2 separate regions of the Homo sapiens genome follow, and region 2 is linked to region 1. The links are chromatin contacts, found by Hi-C or POLR2A ChIA-PET in ENCODE. All regions are on one chromosome and are shown on one strand. Each heading gives the region's core, a stretch centred on a gene start or an enhancer-like site at or near the end of the contact. The rest is flanking DNA. Distances are from core to core; before and after follow the strand shown.

Region 1 (7,541 bases), core at 1,602-4,101:
CTAGGAATTTAATCAAGATATAGTGTAGACTGTAGGCCTACTGTTTTTCAGGAGATAACTGGAGAATAAGATTTTTCGGGCCAGGCGTGGTGGCCCAGGCCTGTAATCCCAGCACTTTGGGAGGCCGAGGTGGGCGGATCACCTGAGGTCAGGAGTTCAAGTCCAGCCTGGCCAACATGGTGAAACCCTGTCTCTATAAAGAATACAAAAAAATTAGCTGGGCATGGTGGCAGGTGCCTGTAATCCCAGCTACTCGGGAAGCTGAGCCAGGAGAATCACTTGTACCTGGGAGGCAGAGGTTGCAGTGAGCCGAGACTGTGCCACTGCACTCCAGCCTAGGCAACAAGAGTGAAACTCCGTCTCAAAAAAAAAAAAAAAAAAAAAAAGATTTTTTGGGGGAGGGAGGGGGATCTGCAGGTGTCATATCAAAATAGAAATTATTTCTTTAAGCTGGGCATGCTAGTGCACACCTGTAGTCCCACTTACTTGGGAGGCTGAAGCAGTCCAGCCTGGGTAACATAACAAGATTACATCTTAAAAAAACAAAAACAGAAAACAGAAAAATGAACAGAGCCTGAGAAATATGCAGGACACTATTTAGTTGACCAATATGTGTGTAATAGAATTTCCCAAAGGAGAGGAGAAGAGTCTGGCAGCTCTTCAAAGATTAAAGATAGAATTACCATGTAACCCATCGATTCCATTCCTAAGTGTATTCCCAAGACAAATGAAATCCTATGTCTACAGAAAAACTTGTACATGGATGTTTATAGCAACCTTATTAATAACAACTAAAAGGTGGATACAAACCAAATGCCTATTAATGGATGAATGGATAAACAAAATGGGCTATATTGGTACAATGAAATATTGTTTTACTGTAAACAACAAATGAAGTATTGATACAAACTTCAATGTAAATGTCCCTTGAAACAGTTATGCTAAGTGAATGAAGTTAATCTCACAAAGAACACATAGTATATGATTCCATTCCAAGTCTACAATGGGAAAGCTATATAGCAACTGAAAGTAAATTAATGGTTGCTTAGGACAGAGGCTTGGAGGAGGAAGATGGGAAGATAGGACAGTGACAGCCAAAGGCTACAGGGGTTTCCTTTTTTTTTCCTTCCTTCCTTCCTTCTTTCCTTCCTTCCCTCCTTCCCTCCTTCCCTCCTTCCCTCCTTCCCTCCTTCCCTCCTTCCTTCCTTCCCTCCCTCCCTTCCTTCCTTCCTTCCTTCTGACAGGGTCTCACTCTGTCACCCAGGCTGGAATGCAGGATCACAGTTGACTGTAGCCTTGACCTCCTGGGTTCAAACAATCCTCGGGCCTCAGCCTCCCCAGTAGCTGGGACTACAGGTGTGCACCACCATGCCCTGCTAATTTTTAAAAAATTTTCTTAGAGATGGGGGAGGGGGGGGCCTCACTATGTTGCCCAGGCTGATCTCAAACTCCTGGGCTCAAGCAGCCCTCCCACCTAAGTTTCCTAAAGTGCTGGAACTACAGGTGTGAGCCATCATGCCCTGCCCATTAGTAGGTTTGATCCAATATCTTAAGTATATTGAGTTTCCTAGTACATGCCAAATTTACATAATCTTTTGTGGTTTTTTAAATAATCTCAGTGAAAATGGAATTAATTGCCTTATCGATATCATAGCCATTTACATTTCAAAATTCTCTAGGGGCTGGGTGCAGTGGCTCATGCCTGTAATCCTAACACTTTGGGAGGCTGAGGCCAGCAGATCACTTGAGCCCAGGAGTTCAAGATCAGCCTGGGTGAGATAGTGAGATGCTGTTTCTACAAAATAAAAATAAAAAGAAAGAAAGAAATTAGTCAAGCATGGTGGCACGTGCCTGAGGTTCCAGCTACTCAGGTGGCTGAGGTGGGAGGATTGCTTGAGCCCAGAAGGTCGAGGCTGCAGGGGGCTCTGATTGCACCACTGCATTCCAGCCTGAGGGACAAAGAAGGGCCCTGTCTCAAAAACAAAAACCACAAACCAAACAAACATAAAGGATCCACAAAAGTTCTCTAGGGACATAGTCAAAAACTGGTCCGAAATAAATATCCTTCCAGTGTTCAGTTTTACTGAACACATCTCATGGCTTTGGGTTTAACTGAATAATTCCTCACTGGGCACGGTGGTTCATGCCTGTAATCCCAACACTTTGGGAAGCCAAGGAGCATCACCTGAGCCCAGGAGTTCGAGACTAGCCTGTGCAACATAGTGAGACCACCCCACCACCGCCATCTCTACCGAAAAAAAAAAAAAAAGGAACTCCTTCTCTCAGACTAGGGCTGTGGGGTCCAAACTTCCCACTAGAGCAAAGTGTGGGGGGAGGGAAGGGATGGGTGACGGCCTAAACCCTGTCAGTTGTCAAAGATTAAAACGTAGTCACTCTTTGTTAGGTATGATGAGGTCACTCTGTCACTCTAAGTGTCTGTATTTGTAAACAAGAGTCAGAAATCCATGAATGGCCTCGCAGCCTTATGCTAAGTCTGGGAGCGTCTGACCCTTCCGTTCTAGTCTGGCATGGCCCGGGCGTCCTTTTTCGCTGTGGACAAAGAGCCTTTTTCTGGAAACTGAGCCTGGAATTTCCTGCGCTGTGCACGCTTGTGTCTCCGCGCTCAGAAGGAGCTGCAGGAAGACACCAGTGCCCGACCCCGGGTACGTTAACAAATTCTGCTTAGACGCAAATATCCGTGGCAGGGGAACAGATTCCTGACCCCGGACGAATGCAGGTTGCTTAGAGACGCGACTTCCCTACTAGCTGTCACTCAGGCAACGAAGGCGGGTCCAAGAGTGCAATGTCCAATCAGGGGCGCCGCCGGGAAGGCGGGCGGAGGGGCGCTGCGCAAACGGCGAGGGCGTGGCTACCAGCCGCTGCGCTCCGCTCTGGGGTCTCCTCACCCCAGAAGGCCCTCAGGTGGAGGAAGGGCCTCAGGTGGAGGTAGGACCTGTGCTGGCCGCGGGAGAGGTAAACAGAACACCAGGACATCCCAGAGTCTGGGAAATGGTAAGTGTGCGGGGCTGGGGGTCTTGAGATGGGAGAGAGGGGCGGGTTGAAACCGGCCGGATCTGGCTGTGGTGGGACCCAGGCCTCCCCGCCGTTGTCTCCCGGGTCTGTGGACCCGAGTCCTCCTGGCGCAGCTCGGCCCTCGGTCTCTTTGGCCGCAGGATGGGGCTGGGCCGGCAGCCGGGACCCCGGACGTCTTGTCAAGTCCCTGCGCGGCGACTGCGGCCCCAGTCCCGGAGCCCTCTCTGGGCAGCTCCGAGCCCGCAGCCTCGCGTCTCCCCAGATTGTGCTGGGGCACGGGAGGGTCATGGAGGGAATCCCGTCTCGGTCGTGGGGTTCGTGCGTGGGAGGAGCAGTGTTGTGTGGGGTCCTCAGTCCCTCTTTTCTTCCCAAGGGAGGACTCGTTTCTCAAGGTTTCCAAGTGTATGGGAAGCCAGATCTCAAACCCACGACCGTGTCCTCCAGCCTGGCTCTTCCCAGAGCTGGGATTAAATCCCTAAATTTCTAGATCTCTTTCAAATGCCAATGTCTTCTCTCCAGTTCACAACGTCGTTATTTCAACCAGACGCAGTATTTTAATTATCCTTTTTGTACAGAGGAATGGATGGTTCTTTTAAAAAGATTTAACGTATGCTTTGGGGTATTTATATGAGAGGAAAACAGAGGAGAAGGACTTGAAGCTACCTCGTGTAAAATGCTTGTGCCTCTCTTGCCAGTATCTCTCCTGGGACCTGACATCCTATGGGAACTCCTTTGGGTTGAGTCTCCTTTTTGGAAACTTTTCTGGGAGATCTGTCCTTTCCAGCGCAGCACTTCCCCTCCCTGGGCTTATCACCTTGAAAAGATTTACTCACTTAATTGATTCTCAAAAAATGTAAAATATACGTAATTAGGAGACCTACAGCCCAGCCAACATGGCGAAACCCCGTCTCTACTAAAAATATAAAAAATTAGCCGGGCGTGGTGGTGCACATCTGTAATCACGGCTACTCAGGAGGCTGAGGCAGGAGAATCACTTGAACCCGGGAGGCAGAGGTTGCAGTTGAGATGAGATTGCGCCACTGCACTACAGCCTCGGCGACAGAGTGAGACTCTGTCTCAAAAAAATAAAAAAATAAAATAAAATAAACCTTTAGAGTGGATGTAAAATATTTCCAAAGAGGCAAGAAAGAGATGGGTTTCAGAAAATAATAAAATATCAAGCTAGGAGCGTTGGCTCACGCCTGTAATCTCAGCACTTTGGGAGGCTGAGTCAGGAGGATCGCTTGAGCTCAGGAGTTCAAGACCAGCCTAGGTGACATAGAGAGACCTCATCTCTACTAGAAAAAAAAAAAAAAAAAAAAAAAATTAGCTGGGCGTAATGGCCTGCACTTGTAGTCCCAGCTACTTGGGAGGCCGAGGCGGGAGGATTGCTTGAGCCTGGGAAGTTGAGGCTGCTTTGAGCCTTGATCATGCCACTGCACTCCAGGCTGAGCAAGGTCTCACACCTTGTCTCAAAAACAGAAAATAATAATAATGAAATATCCCAGTATGATATTGCATTTATTAAAAATTTTTGTTTCTCTTTTTTTCTTCTGAGAATGTATAGCAAGTTCCTCAGGTCTGTTCTTTCCTTTTCGGTGATTTCAAATGGAATTCCATTCTGGGCTCAGGTTATCCACCTGCCTCAGCCTCCCCTTTGATTTCTTCAAACACAGGGTTTGTCTCATGTAAATATCAGTAGTGGTCCAGGTCACTTGACTGGAGAGCAAAGAGGACTCAGGTCAGTGACTCCAAGCTCTAAGACCAACCCTTGGGTCTCCCAAGGGATGTAATCGAAGGCCCAGTTGTTTCTTCCTAGGGAGCCTCCCCTGCAGGTGTCCTACCTGCTCATACCTACTGTGGAAGGAGCCCTTTGTACTGAGAGAAGCTGCTGAGCACTGGAAAGCTGGGGATCTGAATGCACGTTGGGGGATTGGCTGAATCCAGTGATGCCCTTCCTGAGGGCATAATTGTGGTTTCCTTGGGCCTATTTTTAGACATTAGGTTTGAGTTTTGCATCTGTTGTGTAGGTGCACTCAGTGTAATTTTTCTATAGTGAGAAAGTCTGTAAAGGCCAGGAGATCTGTCTCCTGGACACAGGATGAATGAACTGGGGAGTTCATTTGGGTCAGAACCTTAATCTCAGTCCAGTTGAGAGTTTCCTCACTTACAACAATTGAAGGGGCGATTTCCCTGTCACCAGGGGTGAGGGAATGTGTGGAGCTCGCTGAGTTCATTCCTTTGGCTCCTCAGGTGCCCCTGCCCTCTGTCACCAGGGACTGTCTCACTCTAAAGGTTGTTGCCCAACAGCAAGAATGTGGGCCCCAAGCTTGTGTATGTGTTTAGCTTTCTGAGTGTGGGTTTTCCTTCTGAATTGTGGAGAAGCAGTCTGCTAGTCTGAGCTGACTTGAGAGGGAGAGGGAGAGAGAGAGGGAGAGGGAGAGGGAGCGTGTGTGTGTGTGTGTGTGTGTGTGTGTTTGTGTGTGTGTGTGTGTATTTTAGAGGTGGGTTCTCACTTTGTTGGCCAGGCTGGTCTCAAACTGCTGGCCTCAAACAGTCCTCCCACCTTGGCCTCTCAAAGTGCTGGGATTACAGATGTGGCTTGGCTTTCCTTTCCCTTTCCTTTCCTTCTTCCTTTCCTTTCCTTCTTCCTTTCCTTTCCTTCTTCCTTTCCTTCCTCCTTTCTTTCTTTCCCCTTCCTTCCTTCCCTTTTTTTTTTTTTTAAGTCAGTGTCTCACTCTGTCACCCAGACTAGAGTGCAGTGGTGTGATCATAGCTAACTGTAACCTCGAACACCTTTCTTGGCTCAAATGATCCTCCCACCTCAGCTTCCCAAGTACCTAGGACTACAGGTGTGCACTGTCACACCTGAATTTGTAAATTTTTTGTAGATCCTCACTGTGTCCAGGCTGGTGTTTTTTTTTCCCTTTGGATTCCTTTATTTGCTGACTATTACAGCAGCTGAATTCTAGTTTCTGTTAACACTTTTTAATGTTATTCCATATGTGAGTGTGTTAAATTTTGTTTCTTGGGTTTGAAAATGTAAGTCGATTGAAAGGTATGATGCAACTAAGGCAAGAAAATTCTGAAACCAGGCCGGGTGTGGTGGCTCACGCCTGTAATTTCAGCGCTTTGGGAGGCTGAGGCAGAAGGATCACTTGAGGTCAGAAGTTCGAGACCAGCCTGGCCAACTTGGTGAAACCCTGTCGCTACTAAAAATATAAAAATTAACCAGACATGTAATTTTTGGTGGGTGGCTGTAATCCCAGCTACTCGGGAGGCTGAGGCAGGAGAATTGCTTGAACCCCGGGTTGCAGGGGAGGTTGCAGTGAACCGAGATTGTGCACTGCAATCCAGCCTGGGCAACAGAGCAGGACTCCATCTCAAAACAAAAAAAAAGAAAACTCTGGAACCAAACAGAATATTTGTTTCTTTTAGGCAAGAGAACCTCAAGATAAGAGATGAATGTATTTACATTCTCAGGTACATTTTTCATTTTTAGATCGGTTTTTGTATGTGCATGTCATAGAGTACTTGGAAATTTAAAAGAGGCCAGGCATCGTGGCTCATGCCTGTAATCCCAGCACTTTGGGAGGCTGAGGCAGGTGGATTGCTTGAGCCCAGGAGTTTGAGACTAGCGTGGGCAACATGGCGAAACCCTGTCTCTACAAAAAAAAAAAAAAATTAGCCAAGTGTGGTAATTTTAGCTGGGTGTAGTCCCAGCTACTCAGGAGGCTGAGATGGGAGGATCCCTTGAGCCTGGGAGGCAGAGGTGGCAGTGAGCCAAAATTGAGTCAGTGTGCTTCATTCAGCCTGGGCGACAGATTAAAACCCTGTCTCAAGAAACAAAAACAAAAACGAAAAAACCTCAAAGTCCATATGATTCCTATTGCAAATGAATTTCCACTGGAACTGAAAGGAAAATGCAATTGAACTTTTTTTTTTTTTTTTGAGACGGAGTCTTGCTCTGTCGCCCAGGCTAGAGTGCAGTGGCGCGATCTCGGCTCACCGCAAGCTCTGCCTCCCAGGTTCACGCCATTCTCCTGCCTCAGCCTCCTGAGGAGCTGGGACTACAGGCGCTCGCCACCACGCCCGGATAATTTTTTGTATTTTTAGTAGAGACGGGGTTTCACCGTGTTAGCGAGGATGGTCTTGATCTCCTGACCTCATGATCCACCCGCCTCGGCCTCCCAAAGTGCTGGGATTACAGGCGTGAGCCACTGCACCTGGCCTGAACTTCTTTATTTGGTAGAATAACTACTCAAAGCTTATATATATATTTGAAAATCCTAACATACTTAAGATAAAATGCTAATGCATTATAATATGCTACTCCTTCCCAATAGCACCTCCCAGTGTGAGATGGTAGGACACATAATAATGCACCTTGTCATTATAGTTAGAAAGAGATTTGAAAGTTTTTCACTTTTGTAATTGTCAGTGCTTAAAGTATTAAGTTTTTGTTTGTTTTTTTTTTAAAAAACAGGGTCTCGCTCTGTTGTCCTAGT
Region 2 (5,905 bases), core at 1,001-3,500, 410 kb before region 1:
CTGAATAAGGACACACAAGGAGGCAGGCACCAAGCTGGCCCTAGCTGAGGTTTATTCATTTCATCTCCACAGCCACTTTCAGAGGGTGGGACAACAGCCCCACTTTACAGACTGGGAAATTGTGGCTTAGGGAAAGAAGGGGGCTTTCAGTAAGGCAAGAGGATCACTTGAGAACAGCCTGGGCAACACAGTGAGACCCTGTCTCTAAAAAAAGAAACAAAGGGGCCAGGCACGGTGGCTCACGTTTATAATCCCAGCACTTTGGGAGGCCGAGGTGGGTGGATCACCTGAGGTCAGGAGTTCAAGACCAGCCTGGCCAACATGGTGAAATCCCATTTCTACTAAAAAATACAAAAATTAGCTGGGCGTGGTGGTGCACCCCTGTAATCCCAGCTACTCAGAAGGCTGAGGTGGCAGAATTGCTTGAACCTAGGAGGAGGAAACTGCAGTGAGCCAGGATCGCACCACTGTAATCCAGTAATCCAGGCTGGGTGACAGAGCGAAACTCCATCTCAAAAAAAAAAAAAAAAGAAAAGGGCCGGGCAACGGTGGCTCACACCTGTAATCAGGAGGCTGAGGCGGGTGGATCACCTGAGGTCAGGAGTTCGAGACTAGCCTGGCCAACACGGTGAAACCCCACCTCTACTAAAAATACAAAAATTAGCCAGGCGTGGTGGCGGACGCCTGTAATCCCAGCTACTCGGGAGCCTGAGGCAGGATAATCACTTAAACCCGGGAGGTGGAGGCTGCAGTGAGCCAAGATTGCATCACTGCACTCCAGCCTGGACAACAAGAGCGAAACTCCATCTCAAAAAGAAGGCTGAACGTGGTGGCTCATGCCTGTAATCCCAGCACTTTAGGAGGCTGAGGTGGGCGGATCACCTGAGGTCAGGAGTTTGAGACCAGCCTGGCCAACACAGTGAAACCCTGTCTCTACTAAAAATACAAAAATTAGCCAGGCATGGTGGCACATACCTGTAATCCCAGCTACTAGAGGGGTGGAGGCAGGAGAATCGCTTGAGCCTGGGAGGCAGAATTTGCAGTGAGCCAAGATCGTGCCACTGCACTCCAGCCTGGGCAACAGAGCCAGACTCTGTTGGGGGGGAAGAAGAAAGGAAAGAAAAGGAAAAGAAAAGAAAGAGAAGGAAGGAAGAAAGGGAGGGAGGGAAGGAGGAAGAGGCTTTCAGAATACAGAGGGTTCTGCAGTGTGTGGAGAGATACTTGTTCCTACCTTTGATGGTGGGGCCCAGCACACCCAACTCCCCCATCTCCGAAATGATCTCCCGATGAAAAACTGCAAAGGGACCAGTGCCCAAATTCAGGCCCAGGCCTAGGCCACAGGAAGCCCCAGCCCCAAGGACAGAGGGGCCTTGAGGTGGGGTGGCTATGGCTCCAGGCGGAGGAGCAGTCTCAGGGCACCCACCAGCCCGCCCACCTTCGTTGCGATTGGCCAACAGGATGCGAGGCATGAGTCTCTCCTGGCAGTAGGTGCGGAAGGTGTCCCTGATGAGGATCTCATCTGTGGTCAGCTGCTCCTCCAGCACCAGCGGGTCCTGCCAGTCAAACTCGGGACGCGAGGCTGGGAAGGGGAATTCGCCTCGGTCCAGTCCGCAAGATCACTGTGCCCTCCCTTCTCGGACCCTCATCAGCCCTACCCCCCAACACCCATGTCGCCCCCCGGCTAGTGCGAGCTGCAAGCGAGACTGATCAGGTGACTTTTCTCCGGCCCCGCAGGCACAGCGCACTCACTGCCTTAGTGCCTCTGACCCTGGCCACGACCCTGCCACCCCGCTCGGGCAGCTCTCGGATTCTGGGACAGAGTCCACCTGCGGCAGACAGACAGCTGAACAGGGGCAGCAGACACACGGTGCGACCAGAGGTCCTTACACTTAGCCAGTTGGCTCTGTGTTCTCCCGCCTTTCTCTGCAAGCACAGAACGGGAAAGTCACCCCGGAAAGTCCCTAAACCCCCAGTTCCTCCCTCCTTCCCTCCACACTCCCGACCCCACACTGACCGGTCTGCGCCGCCGACGAGACCCACGTGCGAAGGACGTGCAGGCCGGGTCCGCGGCTCAGCAGCCGCACGGAGACGCCTCTCAGGGCCATGCTCTCTCAGAGCGAGCGGAGCAACGACGGCGACCTACAGGAGCGGGGGTGTCAGAGCGGAGCTCCTCTCACCCACGGCTGGGGCTACCGCACCTTCCTTACCTGGTAGTACCTCCCGGTTCACTGCCGAGGCTACAGTGCAACTGACGCAGGCCTTTGACCTCAGCAAGAAGTGGGAGGAGCGGAGGCCGAGTGAGGCTTTTCATTGGTTCCTCCTAGAATCCGGCCCCCTCCGCAGCTCTGCCTTTTAAAAGGGCTAAGGTAGCCTTGCCTGTGGAAATCGGGGGGCCCAGACAGAGATAGGCTAGCCCCTTTAAGAAGCGGACGGGGTAGGGGCGGAAGACGAGTGCGGGAAACCGATTGGCCAGCTGGGTTTCTCCTCTTATTGGCCGTAGGAAAGGGCTCGGCCCACTCCTGGTTGGTCAGTTGCAGGGGGTGTGTGCGGAGGGAGTCAAGAATTAAACAAAGAAATTCTGGCGCGAGCACTAGGCGTCCTCCTGAACCCAGGAGGCCAGACTCGAGTTCTCTAATTGGGTGCTGGTTGTGGGGAAGACGAGCTCCAAGTGGGCGATCTTAGCAAACCTTTCTGCCAGTCTGTCCCAGGAAGCACATGTAGATACTTGTGACTCTGTGTGTGTGTGTGTGTGTGTGTGTGTGTGTCTGTGTCTGTGTATGTGTGTGTGTGTGTGAACTTGTGTGATTCTGTGAGTCTATGTGGTTGTTTTGTTTTGTTTTTGTTTTTTCTTTTTAGACAGGGTCTCGTTCTGTCGCTCAGGCTGGAGTGCAGTGGCGCGATCATAGCTCACTGCAGCTTCCACCTCCTGGGCGATCCTCCCACCTCAGCCTCCAAGTAGCTGGGACCACTGAAGCATGCCATCATGCCTGGCTAATTTTTTTTTTTTTTTTTTTTTTTTGAGACGGATTCTCACTCTGTTGCCCAGGCTGGAGTGCAGTAGCGCAATCTTGGCTCACTGCAACCTCTGCCTACTGGATTCAAGCAATTCTCCTGCCTCAGCCTCCTGAGTAGCTGGGATTACAGGTGTGAGCCACCATGCCTGGCCTTTTTTCTTATATTTAATAGAGACGGGTTTCACCATGTTGGCCAGGCTGGCCTCAAACTCCTGACCTCAAGTGATCCACCCACCTCGGCCTCCCAAAGTGCTGGGATTACAGGCGTGAGCCACCGCGCCCCGCCTGTTTTGTCTTTTTGTGTAGTGCATTTGTGGTGCACCCATTCTGATTGTGTATCTGTTGAGAAATGTGTGTGTCTTGATTCTCAGGACCTGTGATGCCATGTCCTTGCGTTTGTCTGTGTTTAACTGGGTGCATCCCCTACGGTTGGGCACTGGTAGCTATGCAACTGTGACTAAATAATTACTTTACATATTGTAAAAGTGACCGGTGGTGTGACTGTATAAAGTGTAGGTTTTGACTGGCTGGGGCGGCTCATGCCTGTCATCCCAGCACTTTGGGAGGCCAAGGAGGGTGGGTCACCTGAGGTCAGGACCAGCCTGGCCAACATGGGGAAACCCCATCTCTACTAAAAATACAAAAATTAGCCAGGCCTGCTTGTGGGTGCCTGTAATCCCAGCAACTCGGGAGGCTGAGGCAGGAGAATCACTTGAACCCAGGAGGCAGAGGTTGCAGTGAGCTGAGATCATGCCATTGCACTCCAGCCTGGGCAACAAGAGTGAAACTCTGTCTCAAAAAAAAAAAAAAAAAAAAAATTAGCGTGGCGTGGTAGCAGGCACCTGTAATCCCAGCTACTTGGGAGGCTGAGGCAGAGGAATCACTTGAGCCTAGGAGGTGGAGGTTGCAGTGAGCCAAAATCATGCCACTGCACTCCAGCCTGGGTGACAGAGAGAGACACTATCTAAAAAAAAAAAGTTCTGTGACAATGTATCTGACTCCCCATGTGTGTCTGCTCAATTACGGCTAAATTGTGTCAGTAGGATTGTATAACTGTGTGCCTGCCTGTGGATTATGAATTCTGTGTTTTAGAGATTGTTTGGCTATGACATTGTGTAACCAATATAGCATAGGGTTGTGTTTTAGTGCCTGGGAATTGTATGTCTGTGCATAGTCCATATACATAGACAGACACACAATTATATGTGCACGGATTATATGATCAGTGTGACTGAGGGAACAGGAACTCATGTCATTATGTAATTGCATGGTCCTGTGAGTAACTGTGTTTTTGTTTTTGTTTTTAGAGATGGGATCTCGCTATGTTGCCCAAGCTGGTCTTGAACTCCTGGGCTCGAGCATTCCTCCTACCTTGGCCTCCCAAAGTGCTGGGACTGCAGGCATGAGCCACTACTCACTGCTCCAAGCCTGTTTTGTTTTTGTTTTTTAGAGACAGAATCTCACTCTGTAGCCCAGGCTGGAGTGCAGTGGCATGATCTTGGCTCACTGCAACCTCTGCCTCCCAGGCTCAAGTGATTCTTGTGCCTCAGCCTCCCGGGTACCTGGGATTAGAGGTGTATGCCACCATCCCCGGCCTATTTTTATATTTTTAGTAGACAGGGTTTCACTGTGTTGGCCAGGTTTGTCTCGAACTCCTGGCCTCAGGTGATCTGCCTGCCTCGGCCTCCCAAAGTGCTGGGATTACTAGCGTGAGCTACTGCGCCTGGCCCCATGCCTCCAAGTTTCAACCAGTTCTCCAGCTCAGCCTCCCAAATAGCTGGGATTACAAGCATGTGCCACAATGCCCAGCTAATTTTTGTATTTTTAGCAGAGAGAGGGCTTCATCCTGTTGGCCAGTCTGGTCTCGAACTCCTGACCTCAAGTGATCTCCCCACCTTGGCTTCCCAAAGTGCTGGGGTTACAGGTGTGAACCACCGCACCTGGCCTTGTTTTTGTTTGTGTCACCCAGGTTGATCTGCCAGGAATAAAGATGGCCACCCAACTTTTTTTTTTTTCCAGCGACAGAGTCTTGCTTTCTGTGCCCCAGGCTGGACTGCAGTGGTGTGATTATAGTTCAGTGCAGTCCCGACCTCCTGGGCTCAGGCAATCCTCCCACCTCAGCCTCCTGAGTAGCTGGGACTATGGGCATGCACCACCACTCACAGCTTTTTGTTGGAGAGATAGGTTTTATGTTGCCCAGGCTGGTCTTGAAATCCTGGTGTCAAGTGATCCTCCTGCCTCAGTCTTCCAATGAGTGACTATGAGTTATGTGTCTGTAATACGTATCCATGTCCCCTTCCCAGGCTCCCAGGGCACCAGAGTGGAGGTTCCTGTTGTAGAAACTCAGATCCTCTCCTCATGTTGGGCAGAATCAAGGAGCAGCCAGGCCCAGAGCCAGGGCACTGGTCTCCTGCAGGTCAGGTACTGCCTGTGGCTTGATCCAACGGTCCTATCCCACCCAGGAGGAGAGAGGGTCACTTTTCCCTTGGCTGCCCCCATCGCACTAAAGCAGCTGGCACTGAACCAGCCTCCATGCAGTCCCATGCAGTGCCACCCAAGGGTCCCCAGTAGACAATGGTGGGCCAGTTGTCAGGGGCTTCCTCCTGCTGCAGGGCTGAGACCCTGGGAGGTCCCAACCCAGGCAAATTGAACGCCAGGCTAATTTGAAGACCCAACTCCCAGCCCTCCCCTTCACCGGAGGACAGAGCTCTAGCTGGCCTGGGCCCCCACCTGATAGCAGCCTCCAACGTCTGGGGTGTCTGATAATGCTTGGCGGGGAGCTCGTGCCAAGTCCCGCCATCAGCACGGTTGTTGCTGTTTACTGGGGAGGGGGAGGGCTGTGGAGCCTCAATCAGGGGGACAGGGGGTCCCACAGCTTCTTCCCAGAATAC

What was found. A loop is a pair of places that touch in the nucleus more often than their neighbours do. ChIA-PET counts read pairs that join two places held with the same protein, here RNA polymerase II (POLR2A). Pooled maps may share reads with other maps.
Region 2: a pooled map shows a loop between it and region 1 (4-fold over the local background). The contact joins the promoter of GCDH here to the promoter of ZNF709 in region 1. A Hi-C loop is called at or near these places in 3 of 50 pooled maps. POLR2A ChIA-PET finds 5 or more read pairs at or near these places in 3 of 52 experiments (OCI-LY7, WTC11 and naive thymus-derived CD8-positive, alpha-beta T cell).

Annotation. Positions count from the first base shown.
Region 1 is chr19:12,480,126-12,487,666 of GRCh38, reverse strand. ZNF709 (zinc finger protein 709) reads left to right here and starts at 2,851. Exons shown (of 4, transcript NM_152601.4): 1 at 2,851-3,012. The coding sequence starts at 3,010.
Region 2 is chr19:12,887,505-12,893,409 of GRCh38, reverse strand. It overlaps GCDH (glutaryl-CoA dehydrogenase), which reads right to left and starts at 2,250. Exons shown (of 12, transcript NM_000159.4): 1 at 2,208-2,250; 2 at 2,015-2,139; 3 at 1,888-1,923; 4 at 1,436-1,579; 5 at 1,232-1,294. The coding sequence starts at 2,105. RefSeq lists enhancers at 1,468-2,105, 2,106-2,743, 2,848-2,917, 5,567-5,905, a silencer at 2,442-2,700, cis regulatory regions at 2,032-2,719, 4,019-4,519, 5,479-5,905 and a promoter at 5,257-5,905.